2 separate regions of the Homo sapiens genome follow, and region 2 is linked to region 1. A link is a loop called in an ENCODE intact Hi-C map of the cell type or tissue named here. Cell type or tissue: tibial artery. All regions are shown on one strand. Each heading gives the region's core, and the rest is flanking DNA. Links, peaks and the distances in the headings are about the cores only. Region 1 overlaps KIAA1671. Region 2 overlaps KIAA1671.

Evidence for each region. A loop is a pair of places that touch in the nucleus more often than their neighbours do. Peaks named below come from ENCODE experiments on the same cell type or tissue, not always from the same donor. Only the 100,000 strongest peaks of a DNase experiment are listed, where the experiment ranks them.
Region 2: a loop joins it to region 1, with 17 times the contacts of the local background. A loop is called at or near these places in 42 of 110 quality-filtered maps.

The regions. Positions count from the first base shown.
Region 1 is chr22:25,181,178-25,190,482 of GRCh38, forward strand. It overlaps KIAA1671, which reads left to right. Exons shown (of 13, transcript NM_001145206.2): 10 at 522-646; 11 at 3,800-3,942. Among named protein-coding and RNA genes, the nearest start is that of CRYBB3, 14 kb to the right of the region's middle. RefSeq lists an enhancer at 6,454-6,623. In tibial artery, for the core only: no CTCF peak of the experiment used is centred there; no DNase peak of the experiment used is centred there; H3K27ac peaks cover 1,577 bases.
Region 2 is chr22:25,114,748-25,124,052 of GRCh38, forward strand. All of the region lies in intron 6 of KIAA1671, which reads left to right. Among named protein-coding and RNA genes, the nearest start is that of KIAA1671-AS1, 6.7 kb to the left of the region's middle. RefSeq lists an enhancer at 9,086-9,255. In tibial artery, for the core only: no CTCF peak of the experiment used is centred there; a DNase peak (open chromatin) is centred at 5,491; H3K27ac peaks cover 1,772 bases.

The DNA of each region.
Region 1 (9,305 bases), core at 639-8,638:
TCACCCAAAAGCTTGAGTGATCAGCTCAGCCTCAAGCACGGGTCTGGGGTTAAGTCCTGGATAGGGGAGTTGGGGTCAAGGAAAATGGCTTCCTGGTCCACCTTTGGGCCGCCTTTCCACAAGACACATGAAGCTCTCCACATTCTCCTCTGAGAGCATAACCTCGGTGCATTGTTGGCTGAAAGCATTCCTATCTACTTTCCTGCCTCTGCCAAAGATTTCCTTCTATTCCCTGACTTGGAATGAGCCAAGGGCCCAGGAGATGGGTTTGCCTCTGTCCTCCCGCAAAAGAAAACCTACTCTGCCTGTTGTCAGTATCTTCTGGCAAGAAGCAGAGTTGTGAGAAGAGAGAGCATGAAAGCAGGCACCTTGGTGGTCCTCATCTGTAAAATGGGCCATAGCGTCTTCTGTGCAGGTCTGATGTGAGCATTGCATGAGATACTGTGTGCAAATTATCTGGCATGTAGGACCTCAATACATGGCAGCTGCTGATGAATTCAGTGCCCTTTTCTTTGCAACAGAGGAGAAATCACCCAGGAAGGAGGAGTCGGATGAGGAGGAGACGGCATCCAAAGCTGAGAGGACCCCTGTCAGCCATCCTCAGAGGATGCCTGCGTTTCCAGGCATGGATCCGGCAGTGCTAAAGGTACCAGACCTCTCACCAAGAGTCACCTGGTGGGCATGATCCTCAACCTTAGCAGTGTAAAGAATAGATTCCGGCTGGGTGCAGTGGCTCACGCCTGTAATCCCAGCACTTTGGGAGGCCGAGTTGGGCGGATCACGAGATCAGGAGATCGAGACCATCCTGGATAACATGGTGAAACCCCGTCTCTACTAAAAAATAGAAAAAAATTAGCCGGGCGTGGTGGCGGGCGCCTGTAGTCCCAGCTACCTGGGAGGCTGAGGCAGGAGAATGGCTTGAACCTGGGAGGCGGAGCTTGCAGTAAGCCGAGATTGCGCCACGGCACTCCAGCCTGGGCGACAGAGCGGGACTCCATCTCAAAAAAAAAACAAAAAACAAACATATTCCTTCCTTCCGTCCTTCCTTCCTTTCTTCCTCCCTCCCTGTCTTCCTCCTTCCTTTTGTCCCTTCTTCCTCCCTCCCTTCCTACCTCTTTCTCTTTCCTCCCTCCCTTTCTCCTTCCTTTTCTCTTCTTTCTTTCCTCCCTCCCTTTCTCTTCTTTCTTTCCTCCCTCCCTTTCTCTTTTCTTCCTTCCTTCCTTTTTTGTCCATCCTTTTTTATCCTTCTTTTTTTCCTTCCTTCTCCTTCCTTCATTCCTTCCATTTTTGAAATAGTTTAAGTTTCAAACGGAGTTGCAAAAATAACTCAGGGAGTTTCTCCATACCCTTCACTCAGCTTCACCCACATGATAGTATTTCACATGACCATAGCACATTGGCAAAATTAGGAAATTGGCTTCTACCATTAACAATACTACCAACTTACTTGGCTTTCACCAGTGGCCCTGTGTTGCTTAATCTCCACTTTCTGACTCTCCTCCGCCCCCAAACCTGCTGCTCTGGTGTCATAGCTAAGCCTTGGTTTGCTTATCTGTAAAGTGGGCTGAGAATCCAACTGGTGACGCTCACCAGTGCTGAACATCAGGGAAGCAGGAGTGAACAAACCCAGGCTCCTGAAGCCCTTGAGGAATCCGGTCTGCTGTGGAAGGCAGGCACAGAAAATGATCATTTCAGTACCAGATGACACAGGAAGCCAGTGCTGGAACCAAGTCCCAGTCTCCCAAATTGCACCAGAATGCCAACTGTATTATGCAATGCTGAGGGAAAGGCTGAGCTGCCTCCCTCCTCCCCACGTCCAGCTCTCACAAGTGTCTCTCATAGTCCTGGAACCAAATGGCACTTAATTTGGGTGAGGAAAGAGGCCCTTTTGCCCCCCTGTTTCAGACATCATGTGCTTGCAAACTCACTTTATGCTCCAGCAACCTTGCAAAAGGTAGCTCTTCGTTCCCCTTTTATTGAAGAAGAAATGAAGGCAGACAAGCCTGAATTGTTGGTGGAATTTCTCAACTCTGTGTATGCCATGCAGGCCACACAATCCCCATGTGGGAGCGCCGTGACTCTGTTGCTCCTTTAGTAGACGGAAGTTTTGCTTTTCTGTCATTTCTTCCACGAATAGAAAATCAGTCAGTAGTGGATGCGTGCTTGTGTCTGTAATTGATTTTACAGGCCCTTACAGTGTGAACATCTTTCAGTCACTAGAACTAGGTTAGAGGTTTTCTGACTTTCTTTCCCTCCCTCCCTCCCTCCCTCCCTCCCTCCCTCCCTCTCTTCCTTCCTTCCTTTCTCTTTCTCCTTCCTTCCTTCCTTCCTTGTTCTCTCCTTCCTTCCTTCCTTCTTCTTTTTTTGTTTTTTGAGACAGTCTCTCTGTCACCCAGGCTAGAGTGCAGTGGTGTGATCCACTGCAAGCTCCGCCTCCCGGGTTCAAGCGATTCTCCTGCCTCAGCCTCCCGAGTAGCTGGGACTACAGGCGCCGGCCACCATGCCTGGCTAATTTTTTGTATTTTTAGTAGAAACGGGGTTTCACCATGTTAGTAAGGATGGTCTCAATCTCCTGACCTCCTGATCCGCCTGCCTCGGCCTCCCAAAGTGCTGGGATTACAGGCGTGAGCCACCGCATCTGGCCTTCCTCCCTCCCTCCCTCCCATCCTTCCTTCCTTCCTTCCCTCATTTTCTTTCTTGCCACAAAGCAAATGATCTTATAAGGTAGCCTAACGCAGGAGGCAGACAGCCACAGGCCCTGGGTGTAGGTGAGATGGAGGCCCTGGGGCTCCCATGTGGATGCACCGAGTAACTGCTGAGGCAGATCTTGGGATTCCAGAACACAGCTCCAGTCCACTGTGCTCTGTGAAAACGGGGCTCTGGCCATTCATTCATCAGTGTTAGCTTAAACTTCAATCTCTACCACAGCAGTGCTAGGCGATTATTAACAACCAGGGGAGGTTGCAGGGCTTGTCCTGGAAAGAACCCTGGAGTTGGGCTGCGGGCAGACCCGGTGTGAATCCCAGTTCATAAAAGCTGTGTGACTTCGGGCTAGACCTTTGAGCTTTGGGCTCTCTCGCCCTGTAAAATGGGGAAAGCCAGGATCTGCCCTAAAAGAATCATACACACATGGAACGAACTCACATTTGTCATATTTCTTGAGCCTGGTAGAGCAAAAGTGATGGGTGATCAGTGCACAGAAGCTATCAGTGGACAATGGTAATGACTGCTGTTGCTGGGGGCTGACCCAACACGGCCTGGGAGAGAGAAGCCACTTGCCACCACTCACACCTCAGGTCCCGCAAGGGAACTTTATGCACACCATTGTATTCCATTCCCAACATGCCCTCCAAAAATGGGTGGATATTTGCCCTCCGGTTTTCTTATGGGACTCTAATAGACTGTCGAAAACTTCATTTTATTTACATGGCTCCAGGAGTAAGGAACTGAACGGAGCTAAGCTGCAGCTGTTGGATGGAGGGAGCTGCTCTCTCCATGTAGAGTTCTCAGGGTGGCATGCCGTGTGCTGAGCACACTACAAATGGTGGCTTTTCAGCAAAAGAGAATGTGATTATGTGGGGTTTGGGTGGTGATTCGATCTTGGGGGTCGAGGGTGGCTGCTTGGAATGCCAGACTGACATCTGACTTTTCTCAGCCCCCATGTTTCCTGTCTGGGTTTATTCCGATTCAGGGGGCCCCGAGTGTTTGCAGAAGGCTCATTGTACCTGACATTTGCATGGGAGGGGGCCCTTCCCCAGACAAAGGGCAGCTTATAGACTCAGCTCTCTTTTCTCCCCAGGCTCAGCTGCACAAGAGGCCAGAGGTGGACAGTCCTGGCGAGACCCCCAGCTGGGCACCCCAACCCAAGAGCCCCAAGTCCCCCTTCCAGCCTGGGGTGCTGGGCAGTCGCGTGCTGCCTTCCAGCATGGACAAGGATGAGAGGTGAGGGGTCTTGGGGAATGGGGGTCCCTCTCCTTCCAAACTCAGGCTATACTTCTAGAGAGGTGCTCGCATAGGTTTTAGAGCTGAATAGAAGAGAGTTACAACTTTTTAATTTTCTCTAGCAGCAGAAGCTTTGTTCATGAGAATTCTCAATACTCAGATACCTAAAAAGTACAACAGAGGCCGGGGAAGGAGGCCAGGAATCAGGCCAGCTGGCCTCTCCTCTTCCCCGCCCACTGCCACCTGCTACATGGAACGCCAGGGCACCATTGCTGGAGAACTACTGATCTAGTTTAGCCCTCTCCAGACCGATGGGGAAACTGAGGCATTCTCCCTCCTCTTCCCCTTTGGGGAAGTATCTTTATTATCAGAGATCTGGAGGACCTGGGAAGGTGGATCAAAGGGCACGGCCAGGTTGAATGAGATCGGTTTCACTCCCTTCGTGGAACAGCTATCCCGATCCTGGGCTGTTCTGTGTAGAGACGAGCACAAAGCAGCTTCTGCCCCCCAAGAGGCTCTCAGGCTCTCAGAGGGGTGTTTCAGCAGCTGGAGGTGGAGGTTAAGAACAGGGGATCTAAGGTCACACAGCCAGGGTTTAATTCCACCATTGCTGCTTAAGAGCTGCATGATGTGGGAAAAGGTACTTGACCTCCTGAACCTCAGTTTCCTCAACTGTAAAGTGGGTTTTCTAACCTCCTAACCTTCCGAGGTGGTCATGAGGATGAAACAAGAGTGTGTCTAAAGCCCTGTGCCTGAGCCCTGGGATGTAGAAGTACTCAGTGAAGCAGAGTGGAAATCTTATCATGAGCACTGTTAATCCATGAAAGTTAGGGATTGTTCCTGATGCTAGAGTTGTAATGATAGTAAGTGCTGGTTGGATCAGAGCAAGAGTGGGTAAGCTATGGCCCACAGGCTAAATCCAGCCCACATCAGTTTTTGTAAGTAAGCTTTATTGGAACACAGCCACATGCATTCATTTATGTATTGTCCATAACTGCTTTAGTGCTACCACTGCAGAGTTAAGAAGTAGCACAGATGTCCCACAGCCCACAGAATCAGGAATATTTTACTCTCTGGCCCTTTCTCTGACCCCTGTGATGGAGGGAGGCAGGTGAAGGGCTCATAATGCACACTTGAGGATGGGCGGCAGAAAAGACTTCCAGCTGGGTGCAGTGGCTCACGTCTATAGTCCCAGGACTTTGGAAGGCAGAGGTGAGAGGATCACTTGAGGCCAGGGGTTGGAGTGCAGTGAGCTATGATTGCACCATTGCACTCCAGCCTGGACTAAAGAATGAGACCTTGTCACGAAAAATAAAAAAAGAAATAAAGAAAAAAAATTAGCTGGCTGTGGTGGTACATGCCTGTGGTCCCAGCTACTCCAGAGGTGGAAGTGGGAGGATCCCTTGAGCCCAGGAGATGGAGGCCATGATCGTGCCACCGCACTCCAGTCTGGGCAATGCAGTAAGTCCCTGCCTCTCTAATTAAAAAAAAGAAGCTTCCAAGAGAAGGAGATACTTGAACTGAATCATGGTGGACAATTGGGTCTTAGCTGGACCACGGGCAGTGAGAGGGGATCCCAGGCTAAAGCCACTGCACATGCAAAGGCCTGGAGGCCAGATGTACCTGGGAGCCTCAGGCAGTGTAAAATACATAGCGCAGAGTGGGCTGTGGGAACCAGAAGGTGAGACATTAGAGAAAGACAGGGCCATAGTTGAGACAGTGCCTCCCTGCTCTGGTAATGCCAGAATTCTGGCTCCAGAGTCAGTGGAGGGCTCCAGCATTTCTCTGTGGCTGGAGAAACCCCCAGACTAGGGCCTCAGAGGCACCTCTGGAGGCCTGGGCTTGTGTCACCACTATTAGGCAAAGCTTGGCTGAAGTCTGGAGTACCCTAGACCCCCATCTGCCCAGGGGGCCCTCTTCTTCCTCATTCCTAGGCTGGCAGGCATAGCAGTTGAAGGCCTGCCCCTAGACTCCAGAGTCACCTAATCTCTCACCCCCTCAGGTGCAGACCCCCACTGTACCACCAACAGGCCAGCATCTTTTCCGACCCCTCCAGGGCCACGGGTCTCAGGAGCTTTCTCTGAGAACAGAATCAGTCACGTCCTGTGTGCATGTGTGTTTGATTATAAAAGCAGTGACTGTAGAAAATACAAAAAGAATACAAAGGGGAAAAGAAAATCATCCACGATCCTACTGTGCAAAGACCATGACTGTTGATATCTGGGCATCTCTCCTTCCATTTTCTTTTTCTTTGTAATGTAGCTGAGATCACGACGTTTGCGTAGTTTGATTCCCCTGCTCCATGTTCCATATGAATGTTTTCCCGTGCCCATTTAACAATCTTCATAAACGTGATTTTTTTTTTCTTGAATAAAGTTTTAAACAATGGTGACTTTATTGTTTTTTGTTGTTTTTGAGACAGGGTCTCACTCTGTCACCCAGGCTGGAATGCAATGGCATGATTATAGCCTCGACCTCCCCAGTCTCAGGTGAATCCTCCCACCTCAGCCTCCATGAGTGGCTGGAACCATAGTTGTGTGCCACCATGACTGGCAAATTTTTGTATTTTTTTGTAGAGACAAGATTTCGCCATGTTGCCCAGGCCGGTCTCGAATTCCTGGATGATCCTCTGCCTCCCAAAGTGCTAGGATTACAGGCATGAGCTACCGTGCCTGGCCTGACTTTATTGTTTTTTATTAAAATGTTGTGTTCTCATTATAAGAAATTCTGAGAACACAGAAAACTGCTAAGAAGAAGGTTAAAAAATAAAAGTCAAAAGTAGTACCATGTAGATGGTGGCTACTCAGATGTATTCACTTTGAGAAAATTCATTGAGCTGTGCACATTTTGATTTGAGTACCTTTCTGTATGTGTTCTTCCATTTAAAAACGTTTGAACAGGCTGGGCATGGTGGCTCACACCTGTACTCCCAGCACTTTGGGAGGCTGAGGTGGGCGGATCACAAGATCAGGAGATCAAGACCATCCTGGCTAACGCAGTGAAACCCCATCTCTACTAAAAATACAAAAAAATTAGCCGGATGTGGTGGCGGGCGCCTGTAGTCCCAGCTACTCGGGAGGCTGAGGCAGGAGAATGGCGTGAACCCAGGAGGCAGAGCTTGCAGTAAGCCGAGATGGCGCCACTGCACTGCAGCCTGGGCGACAGAGAGAGACTCCGTCTCAAAACAAACAAACAAACAGTTTAAACAAATCTCACCTCCCCAAAACAATTATTGTTGACCTTTGATAAACAAAAGGCAGCTCTGTATGCTGTATGTCTTATGGGCATTGTATTGTTCAGAGTTCTCCAGAGAAACAGAGCCAATCGGGTGTGTGTGTGTGTGTGTGTGTGTGTGTGTGTGTGTGTGTGTGTGTAAATAATACAGTTGATCCCTGAACAAGGCAGAGATTAGGGGTACTGACTTCCTACTTAGTCAAAAATCTGCATGTAGCTTTTGACTTTCTAAAATTTAACTACTAATAGCCTAGTGTTGACCAGAAGCCTCACTCATAACCACATACGTATATTTTGTATGTTATATTTTATATATTCTTACAATAAAGTAAGCTAGAGGAAAGATGTTATTAAGAAAATCATAAGGAAGAGAAAATATATTTCCTGTTCATTAAGTGGAAGTGGATCATCATAAAGGTCTTCATCCTTCATCCTTATTGTTTTCCCATTGAGTAGGCTGAGGGGGAGGTGGAAGAGGAGGGATTGGTCTTGCTGCCTCAGGGGCGGCAGAGGCAGAAGAAAATCCAAGTGGACCCACACAGTTCAAACTGTGTTGTTCAAGGGTCAGCTGTATATACATGTACGTATATAGATATGTATGCACATGTAGACACACGTATGTATGTATAGAGATTGATTTTAAGGAATTGGCTCATGTGATTGTGGAGGCAGGCAAGTCCCAAATCTGCAGAGTAGACCAGCAGGCTGGGGATGTGAGGAAGTGTCGAAGTCCAAAAGGCTTCCCTCTTCTTCCTGGGAGGCCAGTCTTTTTCTTTTTTTTTTTTTTTTTTTGTTTTGTTTTTTTGTTTTTTTGTTTTGAGACGGATTCTTGCTCTGTCGCCCAGGCTGGAGTGCAGCAGAGCCATCTCCACTCACTGCAACCTCCGCCTCCTGGGTTCACACCATTCTCCTGCCTCCACACCATTCTCCTGCCTCAGCCTCCTGAGTAGCTGGGACTACAGGCACCCACCACCACACCCGGCTAATTTTTTTTTATTTTTAATAGAGACAGGGTTTCACCGTGTTAGCCGGGATGGTCTTGATCTCCTGACCTCGTGATCCGCCCAGCTCGGCCTCCCAAAGTGCAGGGATTACGGGCGTGAGCCACCGTGCCTGGCGAGGCCAGTCTTTTTCTATTCAGGCCTTCAACTGAGTAGATGAGGCCCTTTTATATCACGGAGGGTAGTCTGTGCTACTCAGCGCCTACTGATTTAAATGTTAACCTCATCTAAGAAAAAATATCTTTGCATAAACATCTAGAATAGTGTCTGACCAAATATCTGGGTACACATTAGGTTTAAGTTGATGCATAAAACTAACCATCACAGACACTTACCTGGATAGAGAGATGGAAGGATGAATAGCTATTTGCATGACAAATGGATGGATGGAAATAATTTTATATAGGACGAATTTTTTGTTTGTTTGTTTGCTTTTTGTGGAGAATGGGGTCTCACTGTGTTGCGTAGGCTGGTCTCAAACTCCTGGGCTCAAGCTATCCTCCTGCCTCTGCCTCCCTAAGTGTTGGAGTTACAGGCATGAGCCACTGTGTCCAACCAAGATAAATTTTTATAACTGCAGTTTATCTCATAGAACAGATATATCGTGATTTATTTCAGCGGTCCCCAACCTTTTTGGCACCATGGACCAGTTTTGTGAAAGACAATTTTTCCACAGACCAGGGGTATAGGGGGGTGGTTTTGTGATGATTCAAACACATTACATTCATTGTGTACTTTATTTCTATTATTATTACATTGTAATTAGAATGAAATAATTCTACAACTCACAGTAGACTCAGTGAGAACCCTGAGCTTGTTTTTCTGCAACTAGATGGTTCCATCTGGGGGTGACGGGAGACAGTGACAGATCATCAGGCATTAGATTCTCATGAGAAGCTCGCAACCTAGATCCCTTGCATGCACAGTTCACAATAGGGTTCACACTCCTATGAGAATCTAATGCTGCCGCTGCTCTGACAGGACGCAGAGATCAGGTGGAATGTGAGTGATGGAGCAGCTGTGAATACAGATGAAGCTTCGCTCACTCGCCCACCACTCACCACCTGCTGTGTGGCCTTGTTCCTAACAGGCCATGGACCAGTATCGGTCTGTGGCCCAGGGGGTTGG
Region 2 (9,305 bases), core at 473-8,472, 67 kb before region 1:
AAACCCACACACGCCCTTTTTACTCAGGGACTTCACTTAAATATTCGTTTTATGGGAAGAAACTTTTTAAAGCCACAGACAATTACTTAAGAGTTTGGGACAACAGCAGTATCCGTGGCTGGGGCTGGGAGGGGGCAGGATTTTAGTCTTTCTGACCTTGTACATGATTTATCTAAATAATCCATTCATTTCATCCTGGTTCCTGCCTCCGGCTTGTATTTACTCAGAGCAGTGTAGAAGAATCTATTGCGGGCACAAAATAACCCTCAAAGGCGTGCCCTGAAATGTTTTCTAAAGCCAGCCTTGAAGTAATTTGCTAATGGCCTGCCTGCTTCTGTGTCCAAGGGATAAAAGGGGGAAAGAGGGAAAACAAATGCTTTGTCTCTGAGCCACAAAGGCAGGAAGAGGCACGTTTATGCTGCACTCCCATGTGAGCCTGAGAAACACGCCTGGTACTCCAGGTTTAGCCGAGGAGACAAGGTGGACTCCAGTTAGAGGCCAGACAGAAAATTCCAGAACCCAGGAACAATGGCAGTGGCACAGGGGCCAAGACTGGAATAAAAGCGGGAAGTGGGGGGTCTCTGAGGCCATGGGGTGCCGCACCAAGGAGGGCTTTGGAGTCAGACAGACTTAGGCCTGAGTCTCAACTCACCACGTGCAAACTGAGTGACCTTGGGCAGCTTAAATCACCTCTTGCAGCCTCAGTGCCCTCATCTGAAACATGGAGATTCAGCTGGGACTTGTCTGGTGGGTGGTTCAATGGGACAGAGTGGACTAAGAGCAAGCATAGCCCTGGCATGCAGGAGGTGCTGAATAAATGTTCGTTCCACGTTGCTTTTTGGGGGGCTCAGACTGTAATGTGAGTCCTACCTTCCTAGAAGGCTAGACTGGTGCCTCAGGGAAGCAGAGTAAGAGCCTGATCAACCTGTGTTTGTATTTACTGTGTGCAGGGCTCCATGCTAAGCATCAGGTGCATATAACTTGCATGTCTTCATTAATTCACTCATATTTTCATTCAACCAGTATTTATTTTTATTTATTTATTTAGAGACAGAGCCTCACTTTGTCACCCAGGCTGGAGTGCAGTGGCACAGTCTCGGCTCACTGCAACCTCCACCTCCCAGGTTCAAGTGATTCTCCTGCCTCAGCCTCCCCAGTAGCTGGGATTACAGGTGCCCTCCACAACACTGGCTAATTTTTGTATTTTTAGTAGAGACAGGGTTTCACCATGATGACCAGGCTGGTCTCGAACTCCTGACCTCAAGTGATCCACCCGCTTCAACCTCCTAAAGTGCTGGGATTACAGGCATGAGCCACTGTGCCCAGCCTATTTTCATTTACTTATTTTGAAGACAAGGTCTTGCCCTGTCACTGGAGCTGGAGTGGAGTGGCACGATCATAGCTCACCACAGCCTCGATACCCTGCGTTCAAGCCATCCTCTCACCTCTGGAATAGCTGGGACTACAGGCATGTGCCACCACACCCAGCCATTTTTTTTCTTTTGTGTAGAGACAGGGTCCTGCTATGTTGCCCAGGCTGGTCTTGAGCTCCTGGCCTCAAGTGATCCTCCCACCTCAGCCTCCCAAAGTGTGGGGATTGCAAGCATGAGCCACTGTACCCCACCCCCTCCACCAGTATGTATGTATGTATGTATGTATGTATGTATGTATGTATGTATGTATGTACGTATTGAGATGGAGTCTTGCTCTGTCCCCTAGGCTGGAGTGCAATGGTGCAGTCTTGGCTCACTGCAACCTCCGCCTCCTGGGTTCAAGCAATTCTCCTGCCTCAGCCTCCTGAGTAGCTGGGACTGCAGGCGTGTTCCACCACACCCGGCTAATTTTTGTATTTTTAGTAGAGACAGGGTTTCACCATGTTGGCCAGGCTGGTCTCGAACTCTGGCCTCAGGTGATCCACCCACCTCAGCCTCCCAAAGTGCTGAGATTACAGGTGTGAGCCACCACACCTGGCCCCCTCAGTCAGTATTTACTGAGTATCTACCACAACTCTGGTGCAGGAGAAATGGCTGTGAACGAAAGAGACAAAACTCCTGCCTTCACAGAGCTGCCTTCTAGTGAGGCTGATAATAAAACACATCAGAATGTAAATATGTCATATATGTGCTGAAAATGAGAGAACTATCTTAAAATATCAAGGGTCTGTCTTTAACCTCAAACTATTGCTGTATATTAGAGTTTCTCAGCCTCAGCTCTAATGATATATTGGGCTACATAATTGTTTATGGCTGTGGGGGGTAAGGGGTAGAGTCTGTGCATTGTAAGCTTATCCCTGGTTCCTACCCACTAGAAGCCAGTAGCATCCCACAGTTGTGACAACCAAAAATATCCAGACATTGCCAAGTCTCTTGGGGGCAGAATCACAATGCCCCCTCCCAGCCCCCATCCAGGTTTGAGAACACTGTCGTATATAATGTGGTGTGGGGCACAATAATTGTAGCTGGGGTATATTCTCCCAGTGACTTAAATATGGGGAGAAGGGCAGGGATCCCACATCCATGAGCCTCTCCTGCTTGCCAGGAACCACACAGCTGCCCCTGTGGGGTATAGCCCCATACTTTGTGAATGGAGAAATCTGAAGCACAGAGAGGGGAAGTCACAGGACTGGGGATCCATGAAGTGGGGACTCCATCCAGCATGTGTCGGCCTTGCTGGGAGCATGACCACACCCTGCACTGGGGATTCACTATTAAACATCGGCCCCAGAGCTGAGCGTTCAGTCCTCCAGCCCAAGGCCGAGTGGGAGTATTTGCTTCTGTGTTAATTATGGACTGTAATGGAGGCTTAAAATATTCAGCAGGGCTCAGCATCTCCCCCAACCACACACACACACACACACACACACACACACACACACACACACACACACACAGACACACTGCTTCAGCAAGTGGGGGAGAATTGCAAGGAAAGGATGTATAGAACTCCTGCCTTCAGAAGCTGCATTTCAGCCCCATCTCCATCAGTACTCTCTCCCTACTGGGGTCCTCCGGCTCTGTAACAAATTACCACAAACTTGGTGGCTTAAATTAATATAACTTCATCTCTCACAGTTCCGGAGTCCAGAAGTCCAAAATCAAAATGTCAGCAGTCGGCCGGGTGTGGTGACTCACCTGTAATCCCAGCACTTTGGGAGGCCGAGGCGGGCGGATCACCTGAGATCGGGAGTTCAAGACCAGCTTGACCAACATGGAGAAACCCCATCTCTACTAAAAATACAAAATTAGCCCAGTGTGGTGACGCATGCCTGTAATCCCAGCTACTCAGGAGGCTGAGGCAGGAGAATTGCTTGAACCCGGGAGGTGGAGGTTGCAGTGAGTCGAGATCACACCATTGCACTCCAGCCTGGGCAACAAGAATGCAACTCTGTCTCAAAAAAAAAAAAAAAAAAAAAAATGTCAGCAGTCAACGCCTCCCTCCAGAGGCTCTAGGGGAGCATCCTTTCTCACCTCTTCCAGCTTCTGGTGGTTCCAGGCATTCTTTGGCTTGTGGCCACATCACCCCAATCTCTGCCTCTATCTTCATGTCACTATCTCCTCTTCTCTGTCATCTCCTTTCCTGTCTCTGGTAAGGACACTTGTCCCTGAACATGGGAGCCTCCTGGATTACCTAGGATGATCTCACCTAGGATGATCACCTCAACCTCCCAAGTAGCTGGGACTACAGGTGTACACCACCACACCTACCTAATTTTTTTGTATTTTTAATAGAGACAGAGTTTTACCTTGTTGCCCAAGGTAGTCTCAAACTTCTGGGCTCAAGGGATCCACCTACTTCAGCCTCCCAAAGTGCTGGGATTACAGACGTGAGACACTGCATCCAGCCAACGTATCTTTTTAGGGGCCACTGTCAGCCCCCCACACACTCCCCACAGCTTACACTCTGGCCCCTCCCATCCAGTCCATTCTCCTCCCAACAACCCAAGAGATCAGGTCATTCCCCTGCCTCACCCCAGACTTAGATGCCCAGTTTTCCTGTGCGACCTGGCCCTGCCTCCCTGCTAACATCAGCTCCTACCTCTGTCCTTTATGCTCACTCTGACCTTGCCCCTCTGACCTCCTGCTCTTCGTCAGTCACCCCCTGCTCCTTCCAGACGCCAGGACTTTGCCATCACCATTCCCTCTGCTGAAATGCCCTTGCCCTCTCTTCACCTCTGCAGAGAGGCTTCCCGACGTTCCAGGCTGTGGTGAACTCCCTGCGTTTCCCTGCACCCATCCTACATTTCTTCCTGGGACCTATCTCATTCTATACTTATTTCATGTCACTTGTTCCCTGGTTTATTCTCTGACTCCTCTACTAGGATGTAAGGTCCATGAGGGCCAGGGCTTTGGCCGTCCTGGTTCACCTTGATATTGCCAGTACCCAGAACAGTGGCTAGGAGCTCACAGAGTATCTGCCTTCCTGAAATCCACTGTCCTTCATTCTTGTGTCCACCCTGTGACACCACCTCCATATTATAGATGGGTAAACTGAGGCCTGGAGAGGATAAGTGACACAGCCCTGGTGTACACCTCTTAAGAGATGACAAGAAGTGTACGGCCACATCACCCTGAATGCTCCCAGTCTCATCTGATCTCAGAGTTGACGCCAGGATTCTAGTCCAGGGAGGCCTGGAGTTCTTTCCCTGTAGAGGGCAGGATGGAAAATCTGAAGTATAATGGTAATAAAAACCACTCATTCATTCATTAGGAATTTTTAATTGAGTACCTGTTTTGTACCAGATACTGTGCTCAGTAGAGGAGAAAACAGGCAGGGTCTTTGCCCTCATGGGACTCATAGGAGCAGGGAGACACATTAAACAATTAAGTAAACCAATGAATGAACAAAGAAAGTACTCTCAGATAATGGTGAGGGCTCTGAAGAAAATGTAACAGGGCATGGGGACCCATGGGAGTGTATTTTAGGAACAGTGGTCAGGAAAGTCTTCTCAGGAGGTGACATTGGAGCAGAGACCTGCATGAGTGAGGGGATGAGCCCCAGAAAGTTTGGAGGGACATTGGGACAGCAGGAAAGGCAGTGCAAAGGCCCTGAGGCAGGTTCGTGCCTGGTGTGTTTGAGGAGCAGCAAGGAGCCCAGAGTGACTGGAGCAGCACAAGTCAGTGGGAGAGGTGAGCTCAGAGAGGTGGGCCAGGGGCCAGGCCGGATAGGGCCAGGGAGGGGGATTCTGATAGGATGTCAGATTTTAGCATTGGAGGGTACTGAGCAAGGGAGAGCTATATCTGTGCCTCTGTGTGGAGTGTTGGAAGAGAAGAACAGAATAACAACTCTAGCTACCACTTCTTGAGTGCCTGCTGTGTGCCAGGCACAGGTTGTTACTAATACATTTCTCCTGGAGATCTGGGCTTCAAAGAACTGGGGTCCAGCTGCTGTGTGCCCTTCCCCCATCTCCCACTGCCTGTGCCAACTGCCAACTGCCACCTGCTACGTCATGTCTAGAGCCCTGCCAGGTGCCCTGGTCTCGGGCTGCACCTTGGGGTTTGGATTCAAGGGGTTAGACTTAAAGCCAGCCCCAAAGGCCAGCATGATGTCACTTCATTCTCTGCTACAGTGTCGCCAGGCAGGCAGGACAGGCTGCTTTCTTTTTGGCTGGCCTCACCCAATTTCAGGTCTCCTTTCACCCTCCTGGCAGCAGAATGATGTCACCCAGAGAACAATGGTTCCTTTATAGATCTAGCCTGGGCCAAAGTCTGGGTCTCAGAGTAGGAGCCTCTGGGAGAGACCTGGAGTGAATGGAGGGGCAGAACAGAGGGCTTGGGTGCTCCACAGGGATCTGCTTTTGTTAAGTAATGTTAATCTCCTTTCCTGTCTCCCCAACCAACAAAATACGGTGTGCTCAATGTATTCTTGGAACATATAGAAAAATGTAAAGAAAACAAAGCCCACCCATTCTCCTAACATCACATTGATGAAAACCACTCCTAGCATTGGAATGCATTTCCTTCTTGTCTTTTTCCCCCCTCTTCCAAACAAAATTGCCAACCCTCTTTCTCTTTATATCCTTTAAAAAATGTGAAAGTTTTGTATGTCTTTATGACACTTTTAATGCCCTTGCAACATTTGTGTGCTCCATAATTTATTAACCTGTCTGGCTGGACATTTGGGTAATTTCCCGTTCTGGGCTACCAGGAGTGACCCTGCAGGGGCGGGGCCTGCATGTGTACTTCTTCATCTGGATTTCTGAGAGGTCCCCGAGGTTTAAGTAAGCTCACGTTGCTTTCTGTGATCAGAAGGCCCCTTTGTTACTCTCACTTTTCTCTCCCTCTCCCTGCGTTTTCTAATCTCAGATGTTTTGTTCAGACAAATGCTTCTTGCTTCCTCATCAGGAAGTCAGAAATTTCAGGAAGGAAATCTGGATTGATACGCATCACAGGGAGTGTTACGTTTTCGGATTTCATGAAGAATGGAGTCTTTAGTTGGCCGGGCGCGGTGGCTCACGCCTGTAGTCCCAGCACTTTGGGAGGCCGAGGCGGGCGGATCACAAGGTCAGGAGATTGAGACCATCCTGGCTAACACGGTGAAAACCTATCTCTACTAAAAATACAAAAAATTAGCTGGGCAAGGTGGTGGGCGCCTGTAGTCCCAGCTGCTCGGGAGGCTGAGGCAGGAGAAGGGCATGAACCTGGGGGGCGGAGCCTGCAGTGAGCCAAGATCACGCCACTGCACTCCAGCCTGGGCGACAGAGTGAGACTCCATCTCAAAAAAAAAAAAAAAAAGAGAATGGAGTCTTTAGCAAGAGAAGTCCTTACAAGAGAAATAACAGATTAGTTGTAATGGTGTGCTGGTAAAATGTTTAACAACCCCGTCTTCTTGGGGAAAAAGCTTTGATTGGTAGCATTTGCGCAATTTGGTGGTATAAATACTCCCACCATAGCCAATTGTAAGCTTCTAACTAGTTTTCACTAAACACAAAGTTGGGGAAAGATGGGCAGTAGATTACTGTTCTTTAGTATTTTTACCACACAGATATAATAGACATAAGTGACGGCAAGCCCGTGGAAAATAATAAAATGTAGCAAAGTAATTAGGAAGTGATGAGATGGGAATATTTATTACTTTTGCTTTTAATGTGATTTCTTTAATTGTAAGTTTAGATCGTTTAATCTTCAGTAATGGCTGTGTTTAATACCTGGCTCCTGAAAATTGCAGTTGTCCCTCAGGGGCCAGGACAAGCCAGCTCCAGTATACGCAGCTGGTTAAGAGAGTGAATTGTGGGATCTGGGAGTTGTGAGTTTGAATCCTGGTTCTGCGTCTCCCTTGCTATGTGGCTTTGGGTAGTTTTCCTACTTTTTTAAAGCCTCAGTTTCCTCTTCTGTAAAATGAGGCCAATAATATTATTCCCCCACAATTGCAGTATGTGGAACTGCAGCACAACGCTTGGTGCATAATAGTGAGGTAGGAAGTGGGACTCGACTCCAGAGGCGGGGCTCGGGCACCGGACCACATTGAGGACTAGCTAAAACAGAACCAGGGCAGAAGCAGCTTTCCAATCAGACACGCTTACCAGTGTGACATGTCGGTTTACCATTGATTGCCATGGTAACACCTGGGAGTTACTGTCCCTTTCCCATTGATTGCCATGGTAACACCTGGGAGTTACTGTCCCTTTCCATGGCAATGACCCAATGACCCAAAAGTTACTACCCTTTCCCTAGAGATTTCTGCATAAACTGCCCCTTAGTCTACATGTTATTAAAAGTGGGTATAAATGTGACTACAAAACTGCCCTGAGCTGCCACTCTCTGCCTGTGGGATAGCCCTGCTCTGCTGGGGCTGTCACGGAGCTGGAACACTGCCACTTCAATAAAGCTGTTTTCTTCCATCTCAGCTTGCCCTTGAATTCTTTCTTGGACAAAGCCAAGAACCCTCATGGACTAAGCCCCACTTTGCCTGTCCTGTATCAGTAGGATCTCAGTGAACAGTCATTATTGGCCGGTTGCAGTGGCTCACGCCCATAATCCCAGCACTTTGGGAGGCCGAGGCGGGCCGATCACGAGGTCAGGAGATCGAGACCATCCTGGCTAACATGGTGAAACCCCGTCTCTACTAAAAACACAAAAACATTAGCCAGGCGTGATGGTGGGCGCCTGTAGTCCCAGCTACTCAGGAGGCTGAGGCAGGAGAATGGTGTGAACCCGGGAGACAGAGCTTGCAGTGAGCTGAGATCGCGCCACTGCACACCAGCCGGGGCGACAGAGCAAGACTCCATCTCACAAAAAAAACAAAAACAGTCATTATCATCATCACCATTGTTATCTGATCAGAGCTTAATAGTTGGCAAGGCACAGTCAAACATGATAGCCTCTAAGGTGGTCCTCTCAGTGATTCTTGCCTTCAGTTATTCACACTGTTGTGAAGTCCCCTTCTATGCTGTACTGGGTTGGTCAGTGTGACCAACAGAATACATGGCATCACTTCTGAGATGAGGTTTTTTTTTTTTTTTTTTTTTTTTGAGATGGAGTCTTGCTCTGTCGCCCAGGCTGGAGTGCAATGACGCAATCTCGGCTCACTGCAACCACCCCTTCCTGGGTTCAAGTGATTTTCCTGCCTGGGGACAGTAGCTGGGATTACAGGTACGTGCCAACACACCTGGCTAATTTTTTGTTTTTTCAGTAGAAATGGGGTTTCATCGTGTTAACCAGGATGGTCTCGATTTCCTGACCTTGTGATCCACCCGCCTTGGCCTCCCAAAGTGCTGGGATTACAGGCGTGAGCTACCGTGCCCGGCTGAGATGAGGTTTCAAAAGACACTGCAGCTTCCCTCTTGATCACTCCCTTTCTTGGAGCTTTCACTCTGGGGAAAGCTGCTGTGTCTTGAGGACCCTCAAGCAGCCCTGTAGAGAGGCCCATATGGTGAGGAACTGAAGCCTCCAGTCCACCACCAGCAAGGAACTGAAATCTGGCACACAGGTGAGCTTGGAAGCAGATCTTCCAGCCTGCAGGTGAAACTGCACCTCTGGCCAACAGCTTGACTCCAAACTCATGAGATACCCTGAGCCAGGACCATTCACTGAAATCCTTCCTAGATCCCTGGCTTCCAGAAACGGTGTGAGATAATAAATGTTTGTTGTTTCCACCCACTGAGTTGTGGGGCTATTTGTTACGCAGCCAGAGATAACTAGTACACATTTCTTCTCACTTACGCTTGTGGAAATAGTCCAAGGATGGCCAGGGAGTATTATTTAATGCCTTGTCTTGCAGATGAGTAAATTGAGGTGGGAAGACCTGCCCATGGTCTGTAATGTGTAGGTGTTGGTATTCCCAGTGGATACCTTTCTTGTCTCATGTGT